2 separate regions of the Homo sapiens genome follow, and region 1 is linked to region 2. A link is an interaction called in ENCODE POLR2A ChIA-PET data of the cell type or tissue named here. Cell type or tissue: A673. All regions are shown on one strand. Each heading gives the region's core, and the rest is flanking DNA. Links, peaks and the distances in the headings are about the cores only.

Region 1 (16,400 bases), core at 2,720-10,719, 310 kb after region 2:
ACAGATGAACTGTGGCTATTAAAGGGCAACATGGGCCAGGCCCAGTGGCTCACACCTGTAATCCCAACGCTTTTGGAGGCTGAGGCAGGTGGATCACCTGAGGTCAGGAGTTTGAGACCAGCCTGGCCAACATGGTGAAACCTGGTCTCTTGCAAAATATAATGATCTTTGAGCATTTACAATATGTAAACATCTGTCTCAAATAAATAAATAAATAGTTACCTCCTGCAAGATATAACATTTTTGAAAAGACAAAATTATAGAAATAGAAAACAGTAGTGATTGTCAGGGGTTAAAAAATATAAAAATTAGCTGGGCATGGTGATGTGCACCTGTAATTCCACCTACTTGGGAGGCTGAGGCAGGAGAGTCACTTGAACCCAGGAGGGGGAGTTTGCAGGGAGCTGAGATTACACCACTGCACTCCAGCCTGGGCGACAGAGCAAGACTCCATCTCAAAAAAATAATAATAATAAATAATAAATAAAAGTTAAGAAATAAAAATTTAAAAATAAATTATCTGGGTATAGTAGTGCACGCCTGTAGTCCCAGCTTCTCGGGAAGCCGAGGTGGGAGGATTGATTGAATCCAGGAGTCCGAGGCTGCAGTAAGCTGTGATTGTGCCACTGCACTCCAGCCTGGGTGACAGAGTGAGTCTCTGTCTCCAACAAAATAAAATAAAGAGAGAGAATGATTGTTAAATGTAATATGGCCTCCTAGAGTGAATACTGGTACAATAGAATTGCCAGAGGCGTTCTAACCAGACAGACTCCATCTTGAGTGAGGGCTAGGAAAATGAAGCTGGAACTTGCTGGGCTGCTGTACCAGAAAGGTATTCCTAGCCTCTAGATGTTTAGTAAGGGAACAAATTGATAATGTTTACTAAACAGACCCAGACTTGGGAGTGTCCTGATATCCCAATATCTTGAGAACAAAGGCATTCCTAATTTTGCTTTAAAGATAATAATATCGATTCTTGCAAAATACAGTAATTAAGAAAATTAATCCTTTATCACAAACCCTTGAGCACAGCACATCTTCCCATGATCTTTTTTTATTCTATATATACAAGTATTGTACCTAGGGTGGATGCGTTCTTCCTGTTACTTTCGGGAACGTTCTACTCTGTCTATGGAATAGCTGTACTTTCACTACTTTACTTTCTTAATGAACTTGCTTCTACTTTGCACTGTGAACTCACCCTGAAATCTTTCTTGTGCGAGATCCAAGAATCCTCTCTTGGGGTCTGGATCGGGACCCCCTTCCTGTAACAAAATGACATTAGTGAAAAATAACAATAACAATGAAGTCTCTAGATCTCTGTGTACCAATATGCAAAGATGTTTATATATTGTAACTTCTCAAAGATCATTATATTTTGCAAGGTCCTTTGTGTGAAAAAATGGAGGGGTAAGCCGGGTGCAGTGGCTCACGCCTATAATCCCAGCACTTTGGGAGGCTGAGGCAGGTGGATCACCTGAGCTCAGGAATTCGAGACCAGCCTGTTAACATGGCAAAACCCTGTCTCTACTAAAAATACAAAAATGAGCCGGACATGGTGGCACACACCTGTAATCCCAGCTACTCAGGAGGCTGAGGTAGGAGAATCGCTTGAACCCGGGAGGCGGAGGATGCAGTGAGCCGAGATTGTGCCACTACAGTTCAGCCTGGGAGACAGAGCTAGACTTTGTCTCAAAAATAGTAATAATTTAAAAAATGGATGGATAAGCAGGTCATGGTGGCTCACATCTATAATCCCAGCACTTTGAGAGGCCGAGGTGGGAGGATTGCTTCAGCTCAGGAGTTTGAGACCAGCCTGGGCAACATAGTAAGACCCCATCTCTATATTTAAAAAAAAAATGGATGGGTACATGCGTAGGTTTATGCAGAGAAACATGTATTATACATAATTATTTCAATCAAACTTTTCTAGAAGGAAATAGTGATTTCCTCTAATAGGGAGTGCAAATGGGAAACAGACAGGAAAACCTTACTTTTTTTTGAGGCAGACTCACTCTGTCACTCAGGTTGGAGTGCATTGGCACGCTCTTGGCTCACTGCAATCTCTGCCTCCCAGGTTCCAGCTATTCTCCTGCCTCAGCCTCCCAAGTAGCTGGAATTACAAGCATGTGCCACCATGCCTGGCTGATTTTTGTATTTTTAGTAGAGACAGGGTTTCACAATGTTAGCCAGGCTGGTCTTGAACTCCTGACCTCAGGTGAGCCGCCCCCACTTGGCCTCCCAAAATGCTGAGATTACAGATGTGAGCCACCGCACCAGGCCAGAAAACTTACTTTTTGCTTGACACACTACTGTTCAGTTTATGTTTTTTTAGTACCATGAGCATATATTAGAACTATAATTTTTTTTTTTTTTTTTTTTTAGATGGGGTCGCCCTCTGTTGCCAGGCTGAAGTACAGTGGCTCAATCATAGCTCACTGCAACCTCAAATTCCTGGGCTCAAACCATCCTTCCACCATAGCTTCCCAAGTAGCTGGGACTACAGGCAGGTGCCACCATGCCCAGTGATTTTTTAATTTTTATTTTTGTAGAGATAGGGCCTTGCTCTGTCACCCAGGTTGGTCTTGAACTCTTGGCTTCAAGTAATCCTCTCACCTCAGCCTCCCAAAGTGCTGGGATTACAGGCATGAGCCACTGGACCCAGTGACATTTATAATTTTTAAAACTATAATTACAATGCTGTCATTATTTAGGTTCGAGCAAATCTAATTGTGTCTTCCTTATTTTTTATTTTTATTTTTATTTTTTGAGATGGAGTCTTGCTTTGTCGCCAGGCTGGAGTGCAGTGGCACAATCCTGGCTCACTGCAACCTCTGCCTCCCAGGTTCAAGCGATTCTCCTGCCTCAGCCTCCCGAGTAGCTGGGATTACAGGCGTGCGCCACTACCCCCAGCTAATTTTTTTGGTACTTTTAATAGAGACAGGGTTTCACCATGTTGGCCAGGATGGTCTTGATCTCTTGACCTTGTGATCCGCCCGCCTCAGCCTCCCAAAGTGCTGGGATTACAGGCGTGAGCCACCACGCCCGGCCTGCGTCTTCCTTAAAACAAAAGATATGTTAGGGCATGATTGTTTTTTATTATGGGAGTATTTCCTTTATCAAATGACTAATAATAGGTTTATTTAAAAATGCCTTATATTGTGATTTAATTTGTAAAAGTGTGCCACTTTCTCCACCTTTTTTTATTCATCTCTAAAAATTTACTTATCCTGGCAGGGCACGGTGGCTCTCGCGTGTAATCCCAGCAATTTGGGAGGCCGAGGCGGGTGGATCACTAGGTCAAGAGATCGAGACCATCCTGGCCAACATGGTGAAACCCCGTCTCTACTAAAAATACAAAAAAAATTAGCTTGGCATGGTGGCGCGTGCCTGTAGTTCCAGCTACTCAGGAGGCTGAGGCAGGAGAATTGCTTGAACCCAGGAGGCGGGGGTTGCGGTGAGCTGAGATGGCACCACTGTGCTCCAGCCTGGGCGACAGAGACTCCATCTAAAAAAAAAAAAAAATTTTACTTATCCCGCCTGGGTGCGGTGTGCAGTGGCTCACGCTTGTAGTCCAAACTTCTCAGGAGGGTGAGGTGGGTGTATAACTTGAGCCCAGGAGGCAGAGGCTGCAGTGAGCCGAGATCTGGGTGGATAACTTGAGCCCAGGAGGTAGAGGCTGCAGTGAGCTGAGATCGCGCCACTGCACTTTGGCTTGGGTGACAGAGCGAGACCATGTCTCCAAAAAGAAAAAGAAAATCTGCATTATCCTTTTAAGATCAGCTCAAACACCTCCTCCTCCAGTATGAATAACCCTAGAAACAGAGTGGTTTCTTTCCTTTGGACTCCCATAGCCATTCTTTCTGCTGCTTTTATGATATGTTCTAGCATATTTAGTAATGTGTTTCATCTCTTCTACTAAATTGTATCCACCTTGAGAGGGTAGATTATGTTTTATTAATCTTTGTATCTCCCACAATATAAAGCCCAGTGCCTTGGTGCTTGTATTAGTTTTCTGTTGCTGCTGTAACTAAAACTGCCAAGTTAGTGACTTAAAAACAACACAAATTTAGTATCGTTTTTTTTTTTTGAGATGGAGTTTTACTCTGTCGCCCAGGCTGGAGTGCAGTGGCGTGATCTCAGCTCACTGCAACCTCTGCCTTCCTGGTTCAAGCGATTCTTCTGCCTCAGCCTCCCAAGTAGCTGGGATTACAGGTGCCCGCCAGCACGGCCAGCTAATTTTTGTATTTTTAGTAGAGACGGGGTTTCACCATGTTGGTCAGGCTAGTCTCAAACTCCTGACCTCAGGTGATCCACCCGCCTCAGCCTCCCAAAGTGCTGGGATTACAGGCATGAGCCACTGCGCCTGGCCGCAAATTTAGTATCTTACAGCTCTGGAGGTTAAAAATCTGAAATGGTCTCCTTGAAGTCTGGATATTTAGTTAAAAAAAAAATCAAAAATCTGAAATGGGTCTCACAGAGCTAAAATCAAGCAGTAGGCAGAGATGTGTTCCTTCTGGAGGCTCCAGGGCAGGCCTTTTTCATTATCTGGAGACTGCCTACATTCCTTGGCTCATAGCCACATCACTCTGACCTCTCCTTTCATCATTGTCACACCTTCTTTGACTCTGACCCTCCTGCCTTCCTCTTTTTTTTTTTTTTTGGAGACAGAATCTCGCTCTGTCGCCCAGGCTGGAGTGCAGTGGTGCGATCTCGGCTCACTGCAAGCTCCGCCTCCTGGGTTCACGCCATTCTCCTGCCTCAGCTTCCCAAGTAGCCAGGACTACAGGCACCCACCACCACTCCCGGCTAATTTTTTGTATTTTTAGTAGAGACGGGGTTTCTCCGTGTTAGCCGGGCTGGTCTCAATCTCCTGACCTCATGATCCGCCTGCCTCGGTCTACCAATGTCCTGCCTCCCTCTTATAAGGACTTTGTGATTCCAATGGGCCCACCTGAATAATCCAAGATAATCTCTCCATCTCAAGATTTTTTTTTTTTTTTTTTGAGACGGGGTCTCACTCTGTTACCCAGGCTGGAGTGCACTGTCACCGTCTCTGCTCACTGCAACCTCCGCCTCCTACTACATTAAGGAACCAAGCTCAGAGTGACAGAATAGTTCCTCCTATTTACTCCCACATTCATTGTTTTGTATTGTTACTTCTGCTGATATTATTTGTAGACTTTGTATGGTGTTTGCCCAAATTCAAAGCTGAGCCTATATCATGGGTTGGTAAGGGTGCCCTTTAAATGTAGTCCCTGCATCTAAGCCTGAGGCGCAGTCAACTCAGAAGCAAAGCAGCAGTTTACAGACCTTATTTTTTTGGTATAAATCCAGTCATTCTTCAGTTATTCAGGCTTCATAATTTTTGCTATACCTGAGTACTCTTTGACATATTTACCTAATTTTTCTTTTCCTTTTTCTTTTTTTTTTTTTAAGAGATGAGGTCTTGCTGTGTTACCCAGGCTGGTCTCAAACTCCTGGCCTCAAGCAATCCTCGCAGTTCAGCCTCCCAAAGTGCTGGGATGCCTAGTTTTTCTTAACAAATTTTTGTAACTATAGGTTACAATTCGCATTTACTTAGCTTCAGTGAAATCACAGGTTAAATTTGTTATATTTTTTCCAGTGCTGATTAAAATAATCACATAACTACCAAAATAAGTACTCCATCTGAAATCTTCTGACTGTTTGGGATATGCTGGTACTGACAGATTGTAGCCTACTGGAATCTGTAGTCATTAGCCAAATCATGGCAGAGGCAAATGTAGATTTTTTTTTTTTTGAGACAGAGCGTAGCTCTGTCTCCTAGGCTAGAGTGCAATGGCACGATCTCGGCTCACTGCAACCTCCACCTCCCGGGTTCAAGCAATTCTCGTGCCTCAGCCTCCCAAGTAGCTGAGATTACAGGCACCCACCACCATGCCTGGCTAATTTTTTGTATTTTTAGTGGAGACAGAGTTTCGCCATGTTAGCCAGGCTGGTCTCAAACTCCCGACCTCAGGTGATCTGCCTGCCTCGGCCTCCCAAAGTGTTGGGATTACAGGCGTGAGCCACCTCACCCAGCTAGATCTTGTTTTCAATGTAAAATTCTAAATAGTGGGACGGCTGAAGTCTGTGACTAGCCCCATAAGTATTTTCAGTTGTTGCTGGTGACGATTATTTTTGATTAACTACTAGGATTTGGGGGAAAAAATATCTCCTAGAACCACCACTATGCCACTTTCCTGCCTGTCCCCATTGAAACACTTGAAGTGATGCCTAAGTCGCTGGTACTTTCTGATACTACCTCCTAGAAGGTCTTTGAGTCTTCCCTAAAGAGAGAAAAGAGTCAAGGGGTAGTGCCCTTTCATTTTTATTTTCCTTTAAAATTTTGGGCTTAGCCTTGATCTCAATGAAAGAAACTATAAATTACAATATCATTTAATATGCTTTGTAAGAAAGCTATTATGTCAAGTACTTCAAATTTTCAAAGTATTCACCATTACTTTGTTATCCTCCACTGCACTCCAGCCTGGGCGACAGAGTGAGACCCTGTCTCAAAAAACAAAATACAATAAAACAGAATAAAATAAATAAGAAGAAGGGGTGAGGAATATGTACAGTCTGGTGATATCAGGATTAAAGGAAACGGATTGGTGAAGAAAACCTTCATTACAACTTATCAGGCTTGTGATTTTTTTTCTTTCAACATCTTATTTTTTAGTTTCCGAAATACAAATCAAAATACATTTTTGTTACATATCATTTTAACAAGCTTAACATTCTTTTCAATACAAGATGACTCAATATAGGTATTTTTAAAAAGCCATGCATTTTATTTTAGAGTAAACAGCTCATCACAAAAATACGTGGGTACATGGGCTATTGTTGTTTACTATTTCAGAGCACACCCTCCAACTTAACATTTGGTCCACTAAAATATGTAAATGTCCGTCTGGGCACGGTGGCTCACTCCTGTAATCCCAGCACTTTGGGAGACCAAGGCAGGTGGATCACCTGAAGTCAGGAGTTCAAGACCAGACTGGCCAACATGGTGAAACCCCGTCTCTACTAAAAATACAAAAGAGAATTAGCCAGGCATGGTGGCACACGCCTGTAGTCCCAGCTACCCAGGAGGATGAGGCAGGAGAATCACTTGAACCCAGGAGGCAGAGGTTGCAGTGAGCTGAGATCATGCCGTTGCACTCCAGCCTGGATGACAAGAGTGAAACTCTGTCTGAAAAAAAAAAAAAAAAAAGAAAAAGAAATGTTCCTCCTATCACAAAAATAAATTAAATCTCATGGCTGAACAAAACAGAAATGTGGCTGGGCATGGTGGCTCACATCTGTAATTCCAGCACTTTGGGAGGCCGAGGCTGGCAGATCACCAGGTCAGGAGTTCAAGACCAGCCTGACCAACGTGGTGAAAAACCCTCTCTACTAAAAATACAAAAATTAGCCAGGCGTGGTGGCATGTGCCTATAATTCCAGCTACTCAAGAAGCTGAGCAAGATAATTGCTTGAACCCGGGAGGCAGAGGTTGCAGTGAGCCGAGATTGCACCACTGCCCTCCTGCCTGGGTGACAGAGCGAGACTCCGTCTCAAAAAAAAAAAAAAAAAAAAAACAAACAAACAACAACAACAACAATTTTTAGGCTGGGCGCGGTGGCTCATACCTGTAATCCCAGCACTTTGGAAGGCCGAGGCGGGCGGATCACCTGAGGTCAGGAGTTCGAGACCAGCCTGACCAATGTGATGAAACCCCGTCTCTTCTAAAAATACAAAAATTAGCCAGGCGTGGTGGCATGCGTCTGTTATCCTGACTACTCAGGAGGCTGAGACAGGAGAATTGCTTGAACCCAGGAGGCAGAAGTTGCAATGAGCCGAGATCGTGCCATTGCACTCTAGCCTGGGCAACAAAAGTGAAAATCCATCTCAAAAACAAAACAAAACAAAACAAAAACAAACAAACAAACAAAAAACCAGAAATGTTGGCATAGGCCTGAGGAAGCTTGAAAAACAAGTTAGGATGTTTTAACTATATGGAGGCACATTACAGAATCCACATAGAAACATCTGGTAGAACAACTGGCTTATTTCTATTGGAGTGGTTCTGTTTCAGAAAGGGATATAAGGTACATGGGAGGGTGCTGAAAACTCACAACAGCCACAGAATTAGTTATTCAAAATTGACCAGAATTCAATATACAAGAATATATGACAGCAGTAGAACAATCTCAACAGTTATTTGATGCCTGGAAAGCAAAGCTGTAAGCTTAGAACAAGTAACTCAGCAGGAACAACGGTCAACATGTTTATACGACTTTGAAGGTGAGAAAACTTTATCATTCATAGATGATGTATTGTGCACAAGTACATTAGTTTCCAGGACACTGGGAACAACAACACAACATAAAAAGTAAGAATAGGGCCGGGCACGGTGGCTCATGCCTGTAATCCCAGCACTTTGGGAGGCCAAGGCGGCCGGATCACTTGAGGTCAGGAGTTTGAGACCAGCCTGGCCAAGATGGTGAAAGCCCGTCTCTACTGAAAATACAAAAAGTAGCCGGGCATGGTGGCACATGCCTGTAATCCCAGCTACTCAGAGGGCTGAGGCAGGAGAATTGCTTGAACCCGGGAGGCAGAGGTTGCAGTGAGCCAAGATCACACCATTGCACTCCAGCCTGGGTGATGGAGCGAGACTCCGTCTCAAAAAAAAAAAAAAAAAGGTAAGAATAAATCCAAGCTGTTTAACCTTCCACCATTCACTTGAGTATTAAACGTAGGCAACCTCTGGCCGCTTGCAGGGGTGTCTTTTCTTCTTTATTCTCAATGTGAATACTTGCTCCTTGGGACACTTGCTCCTTCTTCCACTCTCTCCTCATCACAGGCTAAGTGTAGAGGAGTGTTACCCTCAGTGTCTTGGATGTTCGTGGATGTTCTGTAGTATAGAAGGATAGGAATCATCTTCAAGTTACCCTTGGCTGCTGCCCGGTGCATTGCTGTAGCCTCACAATGGTCCTCAGCATGTGGATCAACCCCGCCTTCTAGTAACTTGACAACAATCTCATTCCTGTTTTTGGAAGCTGTATAATGTAGGGGAGTACAGCCATTTTGACTGACAGCATTTACTTGAGCACATTTTCCCAGAAGGGCTTTTACAATCTCATCCCGCCCAGCGGAAGCCACAGTATGAAGAGGAGACCAACCTGTATCGCCTTTGTCACTCACTGGCACTCCAAGTTGCAACAAAAATTCAACAATTTCTGCATGTCTGGCTGAGCATGCCCAGTGCAATGCAGTTCTGCTGTTCTAGTCAGTTCTACTAGACAGGAATTTATCGGCCAGAATACTCTCCTTCAACTCTTCCAGCTTCCTCTGTAGGCCAGGTTGCAGACCATTAGGTTAGACACACCTGTAAATCCCAGCTACTCGGGAGACTGAATCGCTTGAACCTTGAACCTGGGAGGCGGAGGTTGCAGTCAGCCGAGATTGTGCCATTGCACTCCATCCTGGACAACAAGAGCAAAACTCCATCTCAAAAAAAAAAAAAAAGAAAAAAAAAAAGAACACCTCCATTTTGCTTTCCCAGGAACTTGTGATATTATTTTTTATATGTGTGTGTGTGTGTGTGTGTGTGTGTGTGTGTGTGTTTTATTTATTTATTTTTAGAGATGAGGGCTCACTATGTTACCCAGGCTGGTCTAGAACTCCTGAGCTCAAGTGATCCTACCACTTCAGCCTCCCAAAGTGCTATGGGATTATAGTCATGAGCCACAGCACCTGGCCAATATATGTGTTTTCATCCATGGTTCGTGACTCATAACTCCCATAGCCCATGTCACAGTAAACAGAATCTCTCTCTTTGACCTTCTCTTGCCCTTCTTTCACCTGCCTGATGCAGGATTCTAATCTAATTGTGACTCATAAAACTCTCCATTCCAGAGGAAGTTCTGCCTCATTACCTGGAGGTAAGAATGCTGCACTGAAGAGCCAAGAAGAATCTGAACAGACAGGACTTGCTGGGTTTAGATCATTCCCTTTTTGTCCAATCACATTTCAACATGGTTGTCCATGCTTCAGTCATGCCTGTCCAAGAAGTCTTCATAAAAGGCCCAAGAGGACAGGGTTCAGGGAGTTTTGGAGACCTGAACACATGGAGGCTGACAGGAAGGTGAATAAGAACTCATTCAACAGCCAGGCGCCGTGGCTCATGCCTGTAATCCCAGCACTTTCGGAGGCCCAGGCGGGTGGATCACCTGAGGTGGGGGTTCGAGACCAGCCTGACCAACATGGAGAAACCCCGCCTCTACTAAAAATACAAAATTAGCTGGGCGTGGTGGCGGGCGCCTGTAAATCCCAGCTACTTGGGAGACTGAGGCAGGAGAATCGCTTGAACCTGGGAGGCGGAGGTTGCAGTGAGCCGAGATTGTGACATTGCACTCCATCCTGGACAACAAGAGCAAAACTCCATCTCAAAAAAAAAAAAGAAAAAAAAAAGAACTCATTCAACCAACTCCTCGGGCACAGAAGTTCCTGGGCTCGGGACCCTTCCAGACCTCTCACTATGTATCTATGTATCTCTCTCTCTTCATCTGTTTATTCATACTTTTAAAAATATCCTTTATAATAAGCCAGTAAACGTAAGTGTTTCCTTGAGTTGTGTGAGCCACTTTAGCAAATTAATCAAACCCAAAGAGGAGTTTGTGGGAACCCCAACCTGAAGCCTGTTGGTCAGAAATTCCCGAGGCATAGACTTGTGAATGGTGAGAAGGGGCGGGGCAGACTTGCGGGACTGAGCCCTCAACCTGTGGTTTCTGAGGCTATGCAGGATGATAACGTCAGAATTGAATTAAACTGGAAGACACTCAGCTGGTGTCCTCTGCTTGGTGTGTGAGGGGACATCTCCACATGTCTGGTGACAGAAGTCTTTTGTGTTGATTGTTGTAGTGAGACATTAGAGAAAAAAAGTTTTTTTTGTTTTTGTTTTTTGCTTGTTTGTTTTCTAACACAAGGCTCTGTCTCTTATTATATATAATAAGAAACACCGAAACTTCTACTGAGACGTTCCCTCTGCCCTCCGGGCTTAAGTGATCCTCCCACATCAGCCTCCCAAGTAGTTGGGATTACAGGCACACGCCACCATGCCCGGTCTTTTTTGTTTTGTTTTGTTTTTGAAGACAGGGTCTCACTCTGTGGCCTAGGCTGGAGTGCAGTGGCATGATCGTGGTTCACTGTAGCCTCAACCTCCTGGGCTCAAGCCATCCTCCTGCCTCAGCACCCCTGCCCTCAACCCCCAGTAGCTGGGACTACAGGTGTGCACTACCACACCCAGCTAATTTTGGTATTTTGTCTAGAGACAGGGTTTTGCCACATTGTCCAGGCTGGTCTCAAACTCCTGGTCTCAAGCTGCCTGGCCCAGGGTGCTTCTAATATGAACACAGCTCAAAACTTAGTTTTGGGACAAGGTGGTGCTGTGATAAACTCAGCTGGCAAACTCCCAGGGAGCAGAAAGCAAAGGAGATGCTCCTTGGCTGAACTCCCTCATTCCAGAATAAGTAAAAGGCAAAAGATCCTCTGGAGTTCTTCAACGGGAACTTCGTGATTTTCCTGCCTTCTCGAATTTTGAATTAACTGTTGAATCTGTTAGACTCACTGAAGTAGATATTGAAAGGAAAATCTACTGAAAGTGAACTAAGTATGGCCGGGCACGGCAACTCACGCCTGTAATCCCAGCACTTTGGGAGGCCGAGGTGGGCGGATCACCTGAGGTAAGGAGTTCAAGACCAGCCTGACCAACATGGAGAAACACTGTCTCTACCAAAAATACAAAAAATTAGCCGGGCATGGTGGCACATGCCTGTAATCCCAGCTACTCAGGAGGCTGAGGCAGGAGAATTGCTTAAACCCAGGAAGCGGAGGTTGCGGTGAGCCAAGATCACGCCATTGTACTCCAGCCTGGGCAACAAGAGCGGAACCCCATCTCAAAAAAATTAAAAAAAATAAAGTGAACTAAGTAGGCCAGGCGCAGTGGCTCACGCCTATAATCTCAGCACTTTGGGAGTCCGAGGCAGGTGGATCACTGGAGGCCAGGAGTTCGAGACCAGCCTGGCCAACATAGCGAAGCCCTGGCTCTACTAAAAATACAAAAAAGTTAGCCAGGTGTGGTGGCAGGCGCTTGTAATCCTAGCTACTCTGGAGGCTGAGGTACAAGAATTGCTTGAATCCGGGAGTTGGAGGTTGCAGTGAACCGAGATTGCAGCACTGCACTCCACCTTGGGCAACAGAGTGAAACCCTGTTTCAAAAAAAAAGAAAGTGAACCTAGTGATGTTCCAAGTTTCAAAAGCAGAGTCAGGGCATGCATTTCTATAAGTATATGGGAATTTAGATTAATCAGATCTAAGTCTGATAAAATAGAGGTACGCAATCTCTATCTGATCTCTCAGTTGTGTTTGTAGACAGTGAGGAATCATTAGGAATGGATGTACACGCTGAGGCATAATTACTAAATATGCCTGCGGGACACCTATTTTCCAACTTTGGCTGCTTTCCTTGCAGTGCCCTTGGTTCTTATAGGGCCTGGAAGGTGTTGGATTGTACGGAGATTAAAGGATTTATTCAAGATAGTTGTTTAAGTGCTCTGCTGGCGTGAACTGAGATGTGAGTTCCCCAGGGCAATCCTGTCGGCTAATTAGTGGGAATTGAGGTTTCAGGGCTTCCCAGGGAACTCTGAATAGTGTGTGGATCTAGGTGGATTTTGAGGCTCCCCAGGGCTCCCATGGCCCTACCTTGGCTTCTCCTTGCCCCTCCTCTTCAAACGGGATTTCGTCTCTATGGATTACAGTCTTGATTTTTGGTTAAAATCAGAAGATTGCTCTTTAGCTTCTACTCTCTCCTGAAAGCTCACTAAAGTACAGTAAAAAGTGTTATTAAAAAAGACTTAAAGTCTGGGCGCGGTGGCTCGTATCTGTAATCCCGGCACTTTGGGAGGCTGAGGCAGGCGGATGCCTTGAGCCCAGGAGTTTGAAACTAGCCTAGGCAACATGACGAAACCCTGCCTCTACAAAAAAATACAAAAAATGAGTTGGGTGTGGTATTGCAGGTGGGAAGATCATCTGAGCCCGGAGAGGTGGAGGCTGCTGTCAGTCAAGATCATGCCACTGCTCTCCAGCCTGGATGACAGAAAAACCCTGTCTCAAAAAAAAAAAAAAAAGTACTTAAACACTAAAGAAAATTGGAAAAGAGACAACAGCCCACAAAGTTGCTTAAATTGGAAAGCAAATGGGAAAATGATGACAAAATTAGCAGACGGGAGAAAGCTTAGTCCTAAAAGGGAAGTGAGGAAAGCTGATAAGCAACCTCATCTAAGCTGCGGAAAGACCCCAAAGACAAGGAACTGGCGGCACCATGTGCCTTTGGACATGGGGACGTGAGAGTAAAACATGGACGCTGGTTGAAAATCTGTTGAAAACGCAGTGGAACTTCAGGAATTTCTTCCCCTGCCACAGGTAATTAGGCAGCTTTCCCTCCTCCACTCTGGCTAGAGGTTTATTCTCCAAAAATAGTGAATAAAAAGACCTCTGGATTGAGGCCCTCATGAAGGTACACCTGACATTTGATGGTCATGTAGAGAAATGTTTTCTTCCGTGTCATACTGTTAGACTTGGGAAGGGCCATGTGTGTTCTCAAAAGCCTACCTAGTATCCCATAAAGAGGTTTTTGCTATGCCATAGTGATTCACTTCTCTGTTCTCTTTGCTACTATTGTTGACACCAAACTGAGAATTCTGTTTCGGTCATATTAAGCCTGACATTCAAACAGGGATGTTAAGTGGGAGTTATATAAAGTTGTATATATAAGCCTGCAACAGGGGTTGGGCATTAGAAATCAGGTTGGAAGATCTCAGTATGGGAGTCATTGACATATATATGGCACTAAAAATCACTGGACTGGATGGCATTACCTAGAGAATGAGCATAGAATTATGAGACTCAATAGAGGGCTGAGTCCAGAAATATTCAACATTTATTTTTATTTAATTTTTTTGAGATGGAATTTCACTCTTGTTGCCCAGGCTGGAGTGCATTGGCAAGGTCTTGGCTCACTGCAACCTCCGCCTCCCGGGTTCAAGCAATTCTCTTGCTTCAGCCTCCCGAGTAGTTGAGATTACAGGTGCCCACGACCATGCCCGGCTAATTTTTGTATTTTTAGTAGAGACGGGGTTTCACCATGTTGTCCAGGCTGGTCTCAAACTCCTGACCTCAGGTGATCCACCCATCTCGGCCTCCCAAAGTGCAAGGATTACAGGCATGAGCCACTGCGCCCAGCCATATTCGACATTTAAAGATCAGCAAAGGAGTATGAGTCCGCAGAGAAGACTGAGGAGAGGTAGGAAAAAGAAGAGAGTGCGACAAACCAAGAGAATATGGAGTTTCAAGGAGGGATTTCTTGAAGGTGTAAATGCTGACGAAAGATTAATATGACTACTAAGAAATGACCACTGGATTTGCAAGATGGATGCTATTGGTAATGTTGACTAGAACAAATTCAGTGGTAGGGATGAAAGCTTGATTAGTGTGGGTTAAAGAGAAAATGTGGAATTAAGGCTATGTGTAGTGAATTCATATGACCTGATAACATTCACAAATACTAGATAAATTATGACACAATTTTTCTTTTTCAGAGATAGGGTCTCGGCCTGTTGCCCAGGTTGGAGTGCAGTGGTGCAATCGTAGCTCACCACAGCCTCAAACTCCTGGGCTCAAGCTATAGTCTCACCTTAGTCTCCTGAGTAGCTAGGACTACAGGCATGTGCCACCACACCTGGCTAATTTTTTAAGAAATGGGGATCTTGCTATATTGCCTAGGCTGGTCTTGAATTCCTCATCTCAAGCAATCCTCCTGTCTCAGCCTCCTGAGTTGCTGGGATTACAGATGTGAGCCACTGAACATGGTGAACACAAATTATTTTAAATTCATAGCTGAGCTTGCAAGGGAAAAGGACTATCTGCAGATATATCAAATGAGGAGGAAAGTGAAGACCAGTAAGGATATAAGTTGACTCTGACTACTATAAGCCAAAAGGTATCTGAGACAGGCCTCGATCAATTTAGAAAGTTTATTTTGCCAAGGTTAAGGATGCACCCGTGACACAGCCTCAGGACGTCCTGACAACAGGTGCCCCAAGGTGGTTGGGGCACAGTTTGGCTTTATACATTTTAGGGAGGCATGAGACATGTCAGATGTACATTGTAAGATGTACATTGGTTCAGTCCAGAAAGGCGGGACAACTCGAAGCAGGGAGGAGGTTTCCAGGTCGTAGGTAGATAAGAGACAAATGGTTTCTTTTGAGTTTCTGAGTAGTCTTTCACTGAATGCACAATTTACAGGAATCATCACTTATGTCTTAGTCTGGCTTAATGAAACAGCAGGGCACAGGGAGCAATCAGATATGCATTTGTCTCATGTAAGCAGAGCGATGACTTTGAGTTCAGCCTGTACTTTGTCCACAGGGAATTTCCTGGTGGGCAGATTGTGAGGGAGGTATGTAGCTTTTTAAACTCTTTGTAGCTATCTTATTTAGGAATAGAATGGGAGGCAGGTTTGCTCTACGCAGTTCCCAGCTTGACTTTGATTTTGGGGATATTTATTTTCCTTCCAAACTACCTAAGGGTTGAATTGGCTTTAGTAATCTAGGGGCTTCATTAAAATATATATATATATGTATATATATATATTTATACATATATATTTATGTATACATAAATATATGAGACAGTCTCGCTTTGTCGCCCAAGCTGAAGTGCAGTGGCACAATCTCGGCTCACTGCAACCTTTGCCTTGCAGGTTCAAGCAATTGTCCTGCCTCAACCTCCCGAGTAGCTGAGATTACAGGCATGCGCCCTCACGCCTGGCTAATTTTTGTATTTTTAGTAGAGACGGGGTTTCACCATGGTGGCCAGGCTGGTCTCAAACTCCTGATCTCAAGTGATCCACCCTCCTTGGCCTCCCAAAGTGCTGGGATTACAGGCATGAGTCACTATGCCTGGCCTAAAAAATACTTTTTATTTTGGAATAACTGTAAGTTTGCAGAAAAATTGCCAGGTAGTACACAGAGTTTCTCCATATTCCTCTCACCCATGTTCCCTCACTGTTAACATCTCAGAGTTTAGTTTCTCCTAGGGGTTTAGAGTTTGAATTTTTTTTACCTATGTGGTACCCCAAACTCTAATATGAGAACTTACAGAAATGTGTACAAGCCCAGTGACGTTCCAAGACTCTCGGCAAGTGTCAACAGAGAACAGACGTGCCAAGACTCTTTCTCACAGTGAATTCTCTCAGGAAAAACCAAGCCCTGCTACCGATGAACTTATACTCCAGACATACATGGAAACGACTTACCATGCCTGCGAGTCAGCAC
Region 2 (16,400 bases), core at 3,798-11,797:
TAGTAACTGTGTGAGAAAATAATGTTTATTGCTTGTTATGAGCTCAATTGTGTCCCGTCAGAATTCATATGCTGAAGTCCTAATCCGCAATCCTCAGCATGTGACTGTATTTGGAGGGATGGCCTTTAAAGAGGTGATTAATTTAAAATGAGGTCGTTAGGGTGGGTCCTAACGCAATTTGACTGGTCTCCTTCTAAGAGGAGGTTTGGACACAGAGACAACCAGGGATCATGTGTACAGAGGAGAAGCCGTATGAGGACACAGGAAGCGGGTGGCCATCTGCAAACCAACAAGAGAGGCCTCGGGAGAAACCAATCCTGATGACGATTTGACTTTGGACTTCCAGCCTCCAGATCTGCGAGAAAACAAATTTCTGTTGCTTAAGCCACACGGTCGGTGGCATTTTGTAATGGCAGCTTTAGCAAACTAATATACTTTTGTTTTAAGCTACTAAATTTTGAAGTCATTTGTTAGCCATATATAACGAATACAGATCTTCATATTGGAGGTCCTTATGACTAATTTGTATGGAGAAACAACACCAAAAAATAGCAAAATAATTAACCAGAGAAAGTAACAGAGTTCCCAGCAATCCTATAATGCTGCCTTCGGTTTCACCCCTGGTCTGTCTGTTTCTAATTCTGTAAGACTGTTCCAGAAGTTCCCCCAATATGATTCGGAGTCTCCCAGCCACAATTCCTGAGGGGAAAATAGTACCCAGCCCACCCCATGAACCCACTTTTCACCTCAGGATACAATCAGAGATGAGAACATGTGCTTATATATTTGGTATTTTGGAGAAAACAAATGTAAATAAACTGCATGCTCAACTCTAGGAACAAGTTGTGTGTAAACTGTAACCCATCCTTATGATAGAATATCATTCAACCATTACAAAGCCTGTTTTCAAAAAGTCCTTAATGATCCACAGGCATTTTTATAATGTATTTTTTAAATAAAAAGATGGGTTTTTATTTGTATAAAAATATTGTTTTTAAAGTAGGATTGGAAACTGCTGGTAGAGGTTACCTTTGGATCATGGATGTGGAAGATGATTCTTTTTCTCTTTTTAAAATTTTCTGTTCTTTTGACACTGAATATGTATTACTTTCATAATCAGAAGTTGCATTTTACTTAAAGAAAAAAGAATCTTGCCCATCCTCAAGACTCCCCAAATCTCCCCGTTAAAATGACTATCTCCTCTATAACACCATTATTTTACTTTACCTTGTATTATCACGTCTTCATATTTGGCATTTGCATACTATTTTTCTTCTAAGTAGTTATGGATGTGTGCCTAACAATAGCAGTGTTATCCAGGTTTAGCTTTCCAGAAAATAACACCACTAATCTCACATTAGTATGATAATACCTATCCACAGGCAGGGCAGGCCCATTCCTGTGGCCCTCCATTTCCTTGGGAGGCAGGTGCTGTGGGTTTTCATCCTGTTCCCAGTGCCAGGCACATGATGGCTGTTTAATGTGTATTCACTGGGTCAAAGAGAATTCCTCTTCCCATTATAAACTTGTTTTCTGATTAATCCTGAGAACACCTGGATGGGGACATCAATGCTTTGGGTGGTGGGATTTCAGGGGTACTGAGAAGGCCTTTTCCTCTCTCCTGAGCTGATGCCATTATCCCATCCCATAGCATGAGATTCCTGAGCGAGTGTTCCTGGCCTAAGTGAGAGTGGAAAGCGGTGTTAGAGCCACTTTCTGTCACATTACAACACATCCCAGAGGGCTGCGCCGGGGGTCATGAAGGAAGTGGAAACCAAGGACATCCAGAGGACAAGGACCTGGGACTAGAAAGGAGGTGGCAGTCTCTGAGTCCTGTGTGTCCTTTCTCCCCATCTTGCTCATGGCTCTAGAGGCCAGGCACTGGTATGGGTTCAGCACACTGCCAGGCCATGAAGCACTTTCTAAGAACAGTATCTAAGACACTGAAAGTCGGGCTTTGTCAGTGAGAACCCTACTAGTCGGGTGGGAGTGGAGGTTGCAGGTGCTTGGTATCTCTGTGGGCTCAGCCTTCATGGTATTCTCCCTGTGTGCATGCCTGTCTCCAAATTTCCACATTTCAAAAGGACACAAGTCATATTGGAGTAGGGGCCCAACCTATTCCAATATGACCTCATCATCGTCACTAATTACATCTGCAATGACCCTATTTCCAAATAAGGTCATAATCTGAGGTACTGGGGGTTAGGACTTCAGACATCCAAATCTTGGGGGGACACAATTCAACCTGTAACAAGGGGGTGGGCAGTTCACAGGAGAAAGGAATTATCCTCTCTCCCCTAACTCATGCTCCTTCTCAAGATTTGTGTCCAAACATTTTAAATCCTTTTAAGACATCATTCATTTAAGGATTTTAGAGTTTTGGAAACCGAGGGAAGGATCTTCCTTATGTTCTGCTTTCTGCCCGACTCCATCTCTTCTTTGATGCAACAGGTTAGTTATGTGAATCCAGGCAAGAACAAAAAATAAAAATAAAAAAATCAGTAAACCAGTGAATATTTCAAAGAGGTGATCCTTCCAGTAAAGTTCACATTTCTTTTCCTGGAGTACTGAGGAGTAAGTCTAAGGCTAGAGGAGCCAGTGGGTAAGGACTGGGGGGTTCAGGATCTCAGTTGTGTCCTCTTTGGAGATAAAAGTTGGCAATCAGCAGTTGTTCATTTAGCAAATAAGAAGAGAGAAGCAGCTTAAAGAAACACACACACATTTATTTTAAAATTTGACATAATCCTTGGGTAATTATTAGCATTTTTCAGAAGTTTCCGAGACTGATATCTCAACTCCAAACCAATAGCAATAGCTTATTTGATTGGTGGAAGGATTAGAGAGGGTCCCATGATCCAGATGAATAGATGGCTATCAAAGAAGACAGAACCCCATAGACACAGGCAGCATTAACTCATAATTTTTAAATTAACTGTCACAAATATGAAACATCTCACCAGACCAATGATAACGTCCATATCATAATTTGCATTTTACCAAAGTGTCCACATAGACAGCACAGAACTAAAAGTTCTGTAGACTTCAGAATCATATTTAAATTAATTTGATCCTTTATATTAATAATAATTAAAAACTAGATTCTACCCAGTGTCGTCCCAGTCTTCACACCAACATGTATGTCCTGCTGTCGGAATGCCACCTCCTCTGCACTCAGTGTCATGATTCGAAGATTAAAATCAGTGTGTCAAATCAGAACATAAACCAAGCCAGGAATTCATGGGCCCAGAGAGGGGTAAGGGGCTTGTCCTATACAGCAGTTAAGCAGCCCACGTGCTCCGCCCATTCCCAAGCAGAATCAGATTGGAGCTGCAGGCAGCGAGGAGGAGGGCGTGTTCTGTGTTGTCCACTGCTTTGCATGGTTTCTTGGGTGTTCCAAGGAGGACAGTTGTTGTCTCCCAATAAGACAGTTAATTCCCTGAGGACAGGACCTCTTCCACACTAGCCTCCGTCACAGCAGGGTGCATGCAGCCGAGGTGTGAGCACAGAGCAGGTCCCTACTAAAGGCAGGAAGGAAACCAGCATGAACTGAGCACCTACTACGTGCCAGGTACAGAGCCAGGACAGGTGCTTTCCTGTAATCCTCACAAAAGCAGTGAGATAGGATCATCATCCCCACTTTACAGGTGTGGAAACAGGCTCAAGGAAGAGCATTTGCCCAGAGTGGCACAGCTAGTCAGTAGGGGAGCATCAATTTGAAAATCCAGGCTTTCTCACTCCAGGGCCCTTTCTAGCTACATAAGCTGAGGGTTTGGCAGTAAATGAGGAGCCCAGCTCCGAGATGGTTAGTTTGGAGCCCAAACATTAGATCCCCTTGAGCACATGGGGCCAGCCTTGAGAGTGCAGAGCCCTGGGTCTAGGAATCCTGGCTCTACAGCATGACTTGGTGATCCTGTGCAAGTCTTTTAACCTCTCCACACCAGGGCTGCGCTGGTCCAGCAGGATTCCCTATCAGGGAGAGGGGACTTAGTAAAACCATCTGGAGAGCATGTCTGCAAACTACAGTGGGCCAGCCTCTGCCCAGAGAGCCTGAAGTTGCTCACTTGCAAGGAAGAGGTGCAGAGCATTGCAATCTGCTACCACACCTCTCACACCTGGTGAGAATCAGTTCTGATCTCCAAGGTTCTGACCTCTGAGAGTGACGTTAAGTCCAGAGAGCCACACCACTACACCCTGAGAGACCTTCAGCAAAAGGCCCGTGAGCTCAAAGAAATTGGGGTCAGGATGCTTTTAAAGCAAAAAATGCTTTAAAAAAAAAAAACAGATGGTGGTTAGGAGAAGATTTGGGGGTAGGTATTGAAAAGGAAGAATGGGACTGGTATGTAAACCCAGCTGACAGGACAGGGTCAGGCCAGGCAGAGCCTGGAGGAATCACGTTTTGTGGCTCTGGATTGCCTGGTATCTGTCGTGAGGCTGCACTTGCTACCTCAGACATGGGTAGGAGGTTTCCTAAAAAAATATCTTGAGTCTCTAAGTTCAGGTAGATCTTAGAAAATAAACATGGGAAGAAAGAAAAACACAATTCAAACGGCTCAGATGTAATCTGCTTGCCATGTTTCTTCTCTTCCTCTAAGACTCATCTGAATGCCCCCTGTGCTATAAAGCCTTCTCTGATCCACAAACACAGTTTTAAGTGCGTGGCCCTCCTGGGTGCACAGAGAGAGCAAGCCCATCTCTCTCCAAATCCCCAGTGCACTGAGCACACTGAATCCTACCTGCCTGTTCAGATGTCTGCCTCTCTCACTGAACCGTAGCAACTTGAGGATAGACACTGTATCCTTCTCTACCTTCCATCTCCACATGGAGAGGGAAAGTGGGCTAACCAAGACCCTTTAATCATAAGCACCCAGTCTAAGGACCAGCCCAACCAGCCAGAGTGATAGGAACACGTTCCAGGGGCATGGACCTCGGGAGCAACTTTTCTCTGGAGGCGCGGAGCATGTTTCCAATCCCCTGTACCACCTACTTGCCCCCCAGAGCCACCCTGCATTGGGCACAATTGTAATTTAAGAGAATTTCTTTAAAACGTGAAATCAATATTTAGATGCAGACTTCAAGCAATATAGAGCATTGGTTTGTGAGAATGGCATCATTCTGCTGGGAAAAACAAAGCCCAGCTTTGGCAGCCCTGATGGGAGAGATAGACCTTGCATCTACCAAGGTGGAAGGCGGGGAGGATGCTGTCTGGAAAGAATGCTAGATATGTGTGCATGTGTGTGGCAGGAGGCTCTGGGCTCATAAACTGTCTGGCTACAGGGAAGGCTGGACCTGATTTCCTGACCACAGGCTCTTGAAGTCCCCATGGTCTTGCTGACAGAGGCCCCTAGAGTAAAAGGAGCAGGCTGGAATTGTTCAGGAAAATGTTCTTCCCAGGCTGGGGTGGCCAAGAGACCATTCATTTAATGCCTGATGGAGAAGAGTGAGGAGCCTGTGCTTAGCAGTGAATGGTCCGGAAGCCAGGCAGTGTGGCTTTTCCAAGCAGGTAGATGTCCTCATCTGTGCCCTGGTTGAGATGCTTCACCAAATTCTTCTCATAGAGCAGCGGGTGGTAGGCACCCATCGTGCAGGCACTATCGAAGAACTTCTGGTAGTAGTAGCACACGTCAGTCTTGCGCTTGGATGGGAGGAACTCATAAATATCCACCTGGTCACACAGCGTCATCATGATGATGATACCTGGAGAGGGGAGCAGAGGTGAGTCATGCCTGACAACCCACCCCAGCACCCCAGAGCTCTGCCCAGTGGGTTCAGCAGCTCATGACCCCAAATTTGGAGAGCTTTCCCTCTGGAGTTTCTATTTATGACTGTGATTCCCAATCTAAGTTTCAGCAAGCCAAGCCCAGCAGTGTTCCTTAGGATGCAGGGCTGTGTGAGGGTTATACACCTTTGAATCCCCAGCACCTAGGCCAGGGCCTGGTGAATAATAGATCCTCCCTAAATGCTAGTAGATTAAATGACTCCATCAATCAGCCAATGAATGTATCCATGGAATAATTTATTTGGAGAAAGAGGACAAGATTACTGAGCTGATTGAGGAGACAGTGGCATCATGTGTAGTTAGCACTTTCTAGCACTGTGACATCCTGCAGAACCTCTTGGATGGTGCTATTTGGGAGCAGATTTTTCCTTATAGCATTTGCATGAAACAGTGTTGGGGAGGGAAGACTTTTCTTCCCTTAGCTGGGCAAAGGGACAGCTGGAACAGGAGCACTCCACAGTCTGAATGATGAGATGTAGAGAAAATCCAAGAAGGGGGCCCCTGGCCAGCATTGTTCCAATAAACTCTGCACAGCACTGTTACTGATCCTATCTTTATTTAAATACTTGATATTTCACTCATCATAATTTTTACATTAATTGTGTTTTCTGAAGATACTGTAGTGAAATATTATTTATCTTGATGACTGAGTTTTTAAGGGGTACGCCCTTAAATTGTACACCTGAGAAAAGTGCCTTGCTCCCCTCGTCTGAGGTGCAGCCCCGCTCCTCATTTTCCCACCTCCCTCCCCTGTTCATAGCTTCCCTTCCCTCCATCTTCCTCTGCCAAATTCTCCCCTCTCCAAAGCCTACCGAACACTACTTCCTCCATGAGGCTATAAGCAACTGTCCAGCTAGAAGGTGTCCTCTCTCCTATGACACCAGGTTGTCTCTCCCTTCTGGCACAAATTGAATATTGCCTCAGACATCTGATTGACCTCCCCAATAGATGCCCTCAGGAAAAAGGATTCTATCTGATTTCCCTCTGTATTTTAGATAGAACTTGGCATGGTCTACAAGCAGAGCAGAATCCTAGCAATTGTTTAGTGAACAAATGAACAAACGAATGACTGAATGAGACCCCAGAAAAAAAGCTCATCTCTTCTAGAAACAAACATGCAAGGTCTTTTCCCCGACATGAACTCACCAAGCATCCCAGAGGATGGGGGGTTTGGCTGAATCTCTTCTGGGGAGATTTCTTGAAGAATGTCCCATAGCTCCCAAGGCATCTGGGGCTTGAGGATGTAAAAGGGCTGATTGGGGTGCAGCTTACGATAAGTCTTGTAGTTGTTAAAGAAATTATAATCCGGATTCTGGTACCACTGAAAAAGAAAGAAGTGGTCCTCTCAAGGGAGAAATGGGCCAGTGAGCTGCTCCCCCCAGGAGTCATCTTCATCAGTGGACATGGGGAGGGGAAAGGATCAACAAGTGTTGCTCCTGAGGCACAGCCCTTTTCTTGCAGCAGACTACAGGTTTCTCTTCCAGCCGCAGGTTTCACTGGATAGCAGGGTGGGGCCTAGCCTATAGCCTGTGCTTTGGGGGAGAGTTGAGCTTGGCGACCCAAGATCAGCTTCAGGCTTCAGGATCAGAGTCCGGGAACACTCTCAGAGCTGAAAAGAGCCCCACGTACCATCTGGCCCCATCTCTCATTTTTAAAGGGGAGAAAACTAGAGCATAGGACATCTATGGGTTCAGAGTCCTTGTCCTGACCTAGGCAAATTTGAGTTCTAAGTGAGATCAGTGCAAAACTGTTGAAAGTCAGATAGTGAGGGTGCCAGGGGTCGCCAGAGCCTGTCAGGCATTGGTAGATCCAACTTAAGAGTTAAGTGTCCCAAGATTAGTGCTCTCTGCCCTTCTCAGGCCATGCTCCTGAGGCCACAGCAGCCTGCATCAGGGAGAGGTCAACTGACATGCATTAACAGTGAGAGGACTATTCCAGAGAGGTTAGAATCCAGCAGGCCTGCCACTCATGTCTCCTTCCCCGGAAAGAGCTGCTGTTGCAGATCTGCGCCTTCTGCTTAGTAAATCAAGTCCTGGAATGGGGGACTTTCATTCTCCACATTTCAATTTCCCCATCTGTAAAATGGGAACAACCACACTTCCATCTATCTCCTTAAATTGTTATGAGAGTGAAATGGGAAGAATTCTGGATATTGGAAGTGTGAAATAAAAGTGTGCTAATATTATTTACAGGAGTAACGGCAACTACTCTCGAGTTCTGCTGATGCTCATCACGAATAATTGCATTAATGAACAATCTACCCCAGATGCTGGGAACTCCAGCCACTATCCCAGTAAATACTATAACTGGGAGACAATACCTGGCAGTGCTGGCACGGCAAAGAGAGTAGCTGGTATAGGACAGGAATACTTCTGAATCTGCTAGTCCAGATGAAATGGGGTACCCTAAAACTCAAATACCCAGCCTTTAGGAATAGCCAATGTCAGCCATGACTTTAAAAACCTAGGAAATCAGGAAAATCTGTAGACAGACAGGAAACTCAACCCCTATTTCCCACGGACACCCACTTACCTTTGGGATATCTGAGTGGTATACAGATGGGTCCCATACAATTAGGATTCCTTCATTGTACAAACTGTCTTTGAGGAAGCGCTTCTCTGTGGTAACCAACTGCAGGAAGAAAGAGATAAGCTGTCGCTTGAACATTCATATGCAAATGTTTGACATGAAGTAATAGCTGACATAGCACAAGGTACAGCCTGAGGCCCCAGAGCCCCATGAGGCTTCTAAGTTCTGGTGCAGCACTTAACTTCGGTGAAAGAAAGGTAAAGATACCAGCCTGCACTGTGTTGACCTGAAAGGACATTTATCACAAGCCACTAGCCATAGAATAGAAAGGGTTCCATCCAGTCAGGCTTTGAGATTACGGGGGCAAGGGTACAGTGAAAATAGCACGGCATCCCAGCCTCCTGGAGTCACAGCTTGTGTGGTGGTCACAAGAGTGGAGTCTGAAGTCAGGGACTCATATAATCAAAATTATCTCTGGAATCCTTTCAATCACCTAGAGAGTCCAGTACACTACATACACATCCTGATGGAGACTGACATAGGCTCTCTCACGAAGTCCAACACAGCCAACACAGTCCAACACAGCCAACACAGTCCAACACATCTGTTCCAACACGGAACAGATGGCTGTGCTTGTGGTTGAGCACCAGATGAAATATTCAGTTTGTGTGCAGAGGCCAGAGTGCATGCAAAAATGCACACCTCCCAACAGGAGACCCTCACCGGGCTGGTGAGAAGCTCATGTGTGCCTCTGCTGGCTGAGGGAACCAGCAATGGCTGGTTATGGCCTCTCCCCACCACACTGGCTCCTGGGCTGGCCTGCACATGGGTAGTTATACCTGCCTTAAACATGAGTGTGACAACCTTGCTTGAAGAATTCTGCAAAATGTATTAAGAGCATTTTTTTTAAAGCACATTTATACTCTTTGACTCAATACTTCCATGTTTAGGAATCTATCCTAAGAAAAAATTCAAATTCTGGGGGAAAATAATGCATGTAAATGTTAATTATTTATCAAAATAAAGAAAAGTATTTGCAAAAGATACTGGTCTTGGATACAAAAGGATCCAGGATCAACTCTTGGCTTTGCCACTAACTTTCCTATGATCTTGAGCAAATAAGAGTAATCTTACTAGGCCCTCATTTTCTTTTTCTTTTTTTTTTTTTTTTTTTGAGGCGGAGTCTCAAAAAAAGGCGACACAGCCTGTGTCGCCCAGGCTGGAGTGCAGTGGCGTGATCTCGGCTCACTGCAGGCTCCGCCTCCCGGGTTCACGCCATTCTCCTGCCTCAGCCTCCAAGCAGTTGGGACTACAGACGCCCGCCACCACGCCCGGCTAATTTTTTGGGGGTTTTTTTGTATTTTTAGTAGAGACGGGGTTTCACCTTGTTAGCCAGGATGGTCTCGATCTCCTGACCTCGTGATCCGCCCACCTCAGCCTCCCAAAGTGCTGGGATTACAGGCATGAGCCACCGCGCCCGGCCGGCCCTCATTTTCTGATCGGTGAAATGGGAATAACACATTTGCTCTGCTCTCTCAAATATGAGCTGTCTTGCGGATCAAATGGAGATCATGAGTGAATGAGAAAGAAAAGTAGCCCCAAAGGCTTAAGAATGAAGGGAGCCATGTCCCTCTTAAGAAAGCCAGAATTAATATATGAAATCAGCTGTCAACATTCACCTTAAAAAGCAGGCGGGAGATGATGTTGCCCAGGTAAAAATTGAGAGGAATAAATGGCAGAAATCAAATCAAGAACTGACTGAAACGAAAGCAAGAATCATGACAATAATCCCTCTCCACCTCAGTCTACATCGCCAAGGCTGAGACCTAATCAATGTCACTGCAGTATCTGGAAAAAACTATGGCAAGAGAGACGGCCTGTGTGCAACCCAAAGAATAGCAAGCAATCTGCCACGAGCCTCTACAATCACTGAGCTATCCCCATGCCCATACCTTCCTACAGATGTAAGGAAGTTCCTGGAAGCCTGAAGAATATACTCTCATTTCCTCAATATATCTTTGAGACAAGAAATATTGGTGGTCGGTCTACCTTGGCTGGAGATTGTGCAGCTATACTGGGTGCTAAGGAGCCAAAGGAAAGACACAGTCCCTGCCCTCCAGGAGGTCACAGGGTAGTGGGAAAGGTGGACAATTGAACAATGGTTAACACGCTGTGATGGTGCAACAACAGAGGTAGTATGAGGATGGCCATAAAGTGAGCGAGTGTTGGGCCGGGTGCGGTGGCTCACACCTGTAATCCCAGCACTTTGGGAGGCCGAGGCGGGTGGATCACAAGGTCAAGAGATTGAGACCATCCTGGCCAACATGGTGAAACCCCGTCTCTACTGAAAATACAAACATTAGCCGGGCATGGTGGCGGGTGCCTGTAGTCCCAGCTACTCGGGAGGCTGAGGCAGGAGAATCACTTGAACCCAGGAGGCGGAGGTTGCCGTGAGCCAAGATTGCACCACTGCACTCCAGCCTGGCAACAGTGAGACTCCATCTCGAAAAAAAAAAAAAAAAAAAAGAGCAAGTGTTAGGGGGCAAAAAAGAAGATGCCAAGCAGAGACTGTAAGCATGAGAGAGGGGGTGTCTGAGACACGGGGAACCACGTGCAAACCCCTGAATGTGTGAGTGTGTGGCAGAGACTGCCAGATGTTACCCAGCATCCATTCGCTATTTCTTCCTTGACCACCAACACCTCTGGTTTTTACTTTTGCACATGGCAACCTAAAATAGACTCCCTGAAATAAAAAAATTTCATAGCCTCTCTTATAGATAAATATGGCTGGGTGACTAATTCTGGCCAATGGAATGTAAGCAAGTGTGGCTTCCAGGAACTATCCTTAGAGGCAAGGTTATGCCTTTCCTTGTTCCTTCTTCCTCCTGGCTGAAATGTGGATGTGATGGCTGGAGCTTGAGCAGTCATTTTGGACCATAAAGTGGAAGTCATATGCTGAGAACGGCAAACCCACAAAGTAGAAAGAACTTGGATTCTGACACTGGAACACCATATTAAGTTTGGAATGTCTACTTTTGGACTTCTTTTGCATGAGAGAGAAATGCATTTTTTGTTTTGTTAAGCTAGTGTGGGGGGATGTGTGTTCCTGTCTCTTGCAGGAACAACTAGTACAGTGTGTACCCTGTTTGGGAATTGCAAGTAGTTCAGTATGGCTAGGATACAGAGAAAGAGCTGGAAGAGATCAGAGAAATGTAGACAGAGGCCAAGCCAGGGAGCTTAGGATTTCTTCAGTAGGTTATGGGGACCAGGAAAGGGTTTTAAGTAAGGAAGATCTAAACATGCTAGAGTTCTGAATTAGTGTTTTTAGAAAAAAGAAGACCACAAAGAAGCTCCTGTTGTCACCTAAGAAATAATGGAGTAAAGAAAAGAAGTTACAATTGTCGGCTGTAGATGTGAAGACTAATTGAATGTTGAGAGTGAGGGAAAAAGGGGACCAAGGGGACTCCTGGACCTCAGGCCATTTCCTGCATAAGAACAGAGAAAAAGGAACAACTGGTATATGCCTGTGGGAGTAAGGTGGGGTGGAAATTTGAAGTTCAAGGATGAGGGCTGGGCTCACTTGAGGTCAGGAGTTCAAGACCAGCCTGGCCAACATGGCGAAACCCTGTCTCTACCAAAAATACAAAAATTAGCCAGGCGTGGTGGCAAGCACCTGTAATCCCAGCTACTTGGAAGGCTGAGGCAGGCGAATAGCTTGAACTCAGGAGGCAGAGGTTGCAGTGAGCCAAGATCGTGCCACTGCACTCTAGCCTGGCGACAGAGCGAGACTCCGTCTTGAGAAAAAAAAAAAAAAAGAAGAAGTTCAAGGATGAGACTACTGGCCAGGAGTTCCCTGGCTGACAGGCCATAAGAACTAAGAACAGAACCCACATCTTGTAACTTTTAAGTACTGTCCTCCTTCCACTGGGAACGTTGTAACTTAACAACAGCCCTTCAGGTCTATAGTCCAAGGGCAGAGCAGGCTTCCTGCTAGATGGGGATTTGTAAGATAGACGTGACTGAGCTGGTGACAGGGAGGCCTGAGGACAGAGGGCCAGTACTCCCTATCCTCATCCACCCTATTCCCCTGAAAACAGCTGTTATATTAAAAGCAAAGTGTCTTTTCTTTAGCTATGCTTCTTTCTATGCAGAGTACTGATGCCAGGTGATATATACATACTCATGAGGAATAGCAATAACTGGGATTTTTAAAAAATGTCTCCCCCTGCTATAGCCCCTTTCCAGCAATTTTGAGTATGCAAAGCAGGAGGCCAGCAACTCCTGGCTCCCTGAGACTTTCCCAGCTGTGGCTTCACCGTCCTCAGAAATTCCAAGAGATGCACGAAGCTTTCTTCTTTACAATATGTGAAAACAACAGACACCATTTAATGATGCTTACTACATGCTAGGTACTGTCATACCTCAACTCAGTTTATCTTCACAACAGCCCTAGGAAGTAAGTGTTAATATGTTCATTTTATGATTAAAGAAATAGAGATGCTAAATGCTAAGTAACTTGTCCAAATTACACAGTCAGTAAGTAAGAGAGTCTGAATTGGATTCTTAGGTCTAGCTCCAGAGACCACACTTCTTTTTTTTTTTTTTTTTTGAGATGGAGTCTCGCTCTGTTGCCCAGGCTGGAGTGCAGTGGCACGATCTTGGCTCACTGCAACCTCCGCCACCCAGGTTCAAGTGATTCTCCTGCCTCAGCCTCCCAAGTAGCTGGTACGACAGACATGTGCCACCACACCCAGCTAATTTTTTGTATTTTTAGTAGAGATGGGGTTTCACTGTGTTAGCCAGGATGGTCTTGATCTCCTGACCTCGTGATCCACCTGCCTCGGCCTCCCAAAGTGTTGGGATTACAGGCATGAGCCACCACACCCGGCCCAGAGACCACACTTCTAACCTATGTGCTATAATGCCTCACATAATGTGGGCAGGGTAGGGTACCACAGCTCTTGGGGAAGGACGTCAGAGAACACTGGATAGGAGTATGGAGTGTCAGGAGAATTTGCTTCTTGCCTGAGTTGTAGTATGTCACAGCTGGATGATACTCAAGGTATTAAATTCAGACCCATCATTTTCCAGATGGGTAAACTGAGGCCCAGAGAGACAAGAGAATTGTCTAAGGCTACGATGAGTTTGTGGCACAGTTAGAACCAGAGCCCAGAGGCAGGCTCCTAACAGATATTCTTTCTGCTCCAGCAGGACTACACCCATAAAACCATCAGACATTCAAATAAGCAAGCACACCATGAGGGTCAGGTCACCCTCAGTCTTCCTGTATCCAATGGAAAAACAGCCATTCACTTGAGCTACTTGAGATGAATGAGACAGTAATCCATGAAAATAGAAACAGGTGAAGATGAATGATAGTTTTATCCAGAGAAGAGAAACAGAAAGTGGCTGGGGCTGGGATCTGGTTGAGGGATAAGGGAGAAGCCAGCAAGCACTCCCCTCCTGGAACTTTACACATGGCTCTGAACTCACCCACATTAACACCATCTATATGAAGTTCAAAGATTTTCTACCAAAAAAAAAAAAAAAAAAAAAGGTTGCCTTGCCAGGTGCAGTGGCTCACACCTGTAATCCCAGCACTTTGGGAAGCTGAGGTGGGCAGATCACTTGAGGTCAGGAGTTCGAGATCACCCTGGCCAACATAGTAAAACCTCGTCTCTACTAAAAATACAAAAATTAGCCAGGCGTGGTGGCGGGCACCTGAAATCTCAGCTACTCAGAAGGCTGAGGCAGGAGAATCGCTTGAACCCCGGAGGCAGAGGTTGCAGTGAGCCAAGATCGCACCACTGCACTCCAGCCTGGGTGACAGAGACTCTGTCTCCAAAAAAAAAAAAAAAAAAAAAAAAAAGAAAGAAAGAAAGAAAAGAAGATTGCCTTAAAACTGGATGGGGAATTGGAAGCATGGGTTCCAGTCCTGCTCTGTGTCTAACTCACTCCATGGTATTAGATGGACCATGTCACATCTCCTGGCCTCAGGTGCCTTATTTAGACATAACCACCTTGTAAGGCCCTGCTGAGGGGACCAGCTGTTCCTGGAAGAATAAAGCTGTTCTCAAACGCCTGTACTTACCTGCAGGGGGAGTGTGACCTGGGTTTGGAGATCCTCTTAGGGGGCAGGGGAGGAGTTCATGCTGAGAATAAGTCATTGGCAGAGCAGCAGAGCCCTGGGGAACATCTGCCAGGAAAAGGCTACACCAGGGCATGGAGTGCTGCTGCTCAAGACACTGTTTAAAGTAACCTTCTCAGTTAGAAAGTAACAAATACTCACTGGGGACAGTTAGAAAATGCAAGAATAGAAACACACACACACACACACACACACACACACGCACGCACGCACATCTTCAGATATTACCACTGTGCATATTTTGGACTTTTTTCTTCTCAAATCTGTTTTCCCTCTGTTATAGACTGAATTGTGTGCCCCCAGAATTCCTATGTTGAAGCCCTAATCCCTAATGTGACTAATACCCTGTTTGGAAATAGGGCTGTGAGGGAGGTAATTAGGATTAAATGTGTCATGTGGTGGGGCCCTAATCCAATGGGGCCAGTGTCCTTACAACAAGAAGAGACCCGCAGAGCTCTCTCTTTCCACCACGCACAGAGGAAAAGCCATGTGAAGACACAGCCTGAAGGCATCCTTTCTCTGATTCGGAGAACTAGTGACTGAGACTGTGTCTGCTGGCCCAAATCAAGAAGCCCCAGAACTCATGATTGCCATCATGATTAAATTTTAGCTCCAATTATGATATTAATAGACTGTATGGCAGGGGTTCCATCAAAATCACCCAGCTCACCATCGCTGGTTTTAGACCCGTTGTTGATGGAAATCTCGCCCACCTCCCACCCGCCCTGCCAACCCATCCAGATACCTGTCTTTCAGTATCTTGAGAAGAAAAGTTGGAGCTTCCAGAAAGCTTTGGTGATTTAAAGTGCTGGTGGCAAACACCTAGAACCAAATCCCACCTCTGTCGCTTACTTTCTGGGCTCCTGTGAGCAACTTAAACTCTGGGAGCCTGAGTTCTGAGGTAAAATGGTGGTTGGTGGTCATACCTCACAGGGTTTGCCATGAAGATCAAATGAGAGAAGGCATGTAAGACCCTTAGATGGTATATATAATATATTTAACAAATGGCATCAACTATTATTTCAAGATAAGCCCCACTGAGTAATCTGGAAATGTCCTGGTTGCAGTCCAGTCAGTGTGGACTGTTGCTAGGCATATAGGAAGTAGGTCTTCTCTCTCCAGCTAGCACAAAAGCTTCCAAGGAAGCCACTGGGTCTTCTTGTCCCATTGTCTCCTCTCTCAGGCCCACAGGGTACAGGAGGTACTGAGTTGAGTCTCACAGAAACCTTCTTACTCTTATAGTCAAAACTGCATTTATTTAAAGACCTGTCCATTTACATATATCATTTTTCCTGTTGACTCTCATAGCCACACCTGGCACAGAAGTGTCACATGCCTGACTAGGTCTGCTGGCCTGAAACCTAACAGTATGACACCATTCTCTATAAAAAGCCACCTTCTCAATAAGAAAAGTGCCTTTTTTGTTTTGCATGCCTTCATCATGGCCAAGGGAGGGGAGCTGAACAAATGTGGGTCCAGATGGCTTTAGAAGAGAGCTGCTAAAGCCAGGCGCAGTGGCTCATGCCTGTAATCCCAGCACTTTGGGAGGCTGAGGCAGGTGGATCACCTGAGGTCAGGAGTTTGAGACTAGTCTGGCAAACATGGCAAAACCCTGTCTCTACTAAAAATACAAAAAATTAGCTGGGCATGGTGGTGCATGCCTGTAATCTCAGCTACTTGGGAGACCGAGGCAGGGGAATCACTTGAACCCAGGAGGCAGAGCAGGGAGCCGAGAGTGCACCACTGCACTCCAGCCTGAGCGCAAGAGCAAAACTCTGTCTCAAAAAAAAAAAAAAAGAAAAAGAAGAGAGCTGCTGTCAGGAGACCTCTCCGTCTGGGAAAAGAACAAGCCACTCAGAGGCAGAATTCTACCAAAGCAACAGCTATTCTCTCAGTGACTTCTGGGTGCCAGATGTTCTCCTTGTGGAGTGGGGGTGGGGACCCCGT

Evidence for each region. ChIA-PET counts read pairs that join two places held together with the same protein. Peaks named below come from ENCODE experiments on the same cell type or tissue, not always from the same donor. Only the 100,000 strongest peaks of a DNase experiment are listed, where the experiment ranks them.
Region 1: POLR2A ChIA-PET joins it to region 2 with 8 read pairs; 2 of 35 experiments call an interaction of 5 or more read pairs at or near these places.

What each region holds. Positions count from the first base shown.
Region 1 is chr3:186,754,105-186,770,504 of GRCh38, reverse strand. It overlaps the pseudogene PSMD10P2. Among named protein-coding and RNA genes, the nearest start is that of EIF4A2, 21 kb to the left of the region's middle. In A673, for the core only: no CTCF peak of the experiment used is centred there; no DNase peak of the experiment used is centred there.
Region 2 is chr3:187,064,856-187,081,255 of GRCh38, reverse strand. It overlaps ST6GAL1 (ST6 beta-galactoside alpha-2,6-sialyltransferase 1), which reads right to left. Exons shown (of 8, transcript NM_173216.2): 6 at 8,309-8,407; 7 at 6,923-7,097; 8 at 2,703-5,694. The coding sequence ends at 5,453. Among named protein-coding and RNA genes, the nearest start is that of RPL39L, 66 kb to the left of the region's middle. RefSeq lists enhancers at 1,818-1,927, 8,189-9,148, 15,443-15,622 and a silencer at 14,446-14,495. In A673, for the core only: no CTCF peak of the experiment used is centred there; a DNase peak (open chromatin) is centred at 8,455; H3K27ac peaks cover 1,043 bases.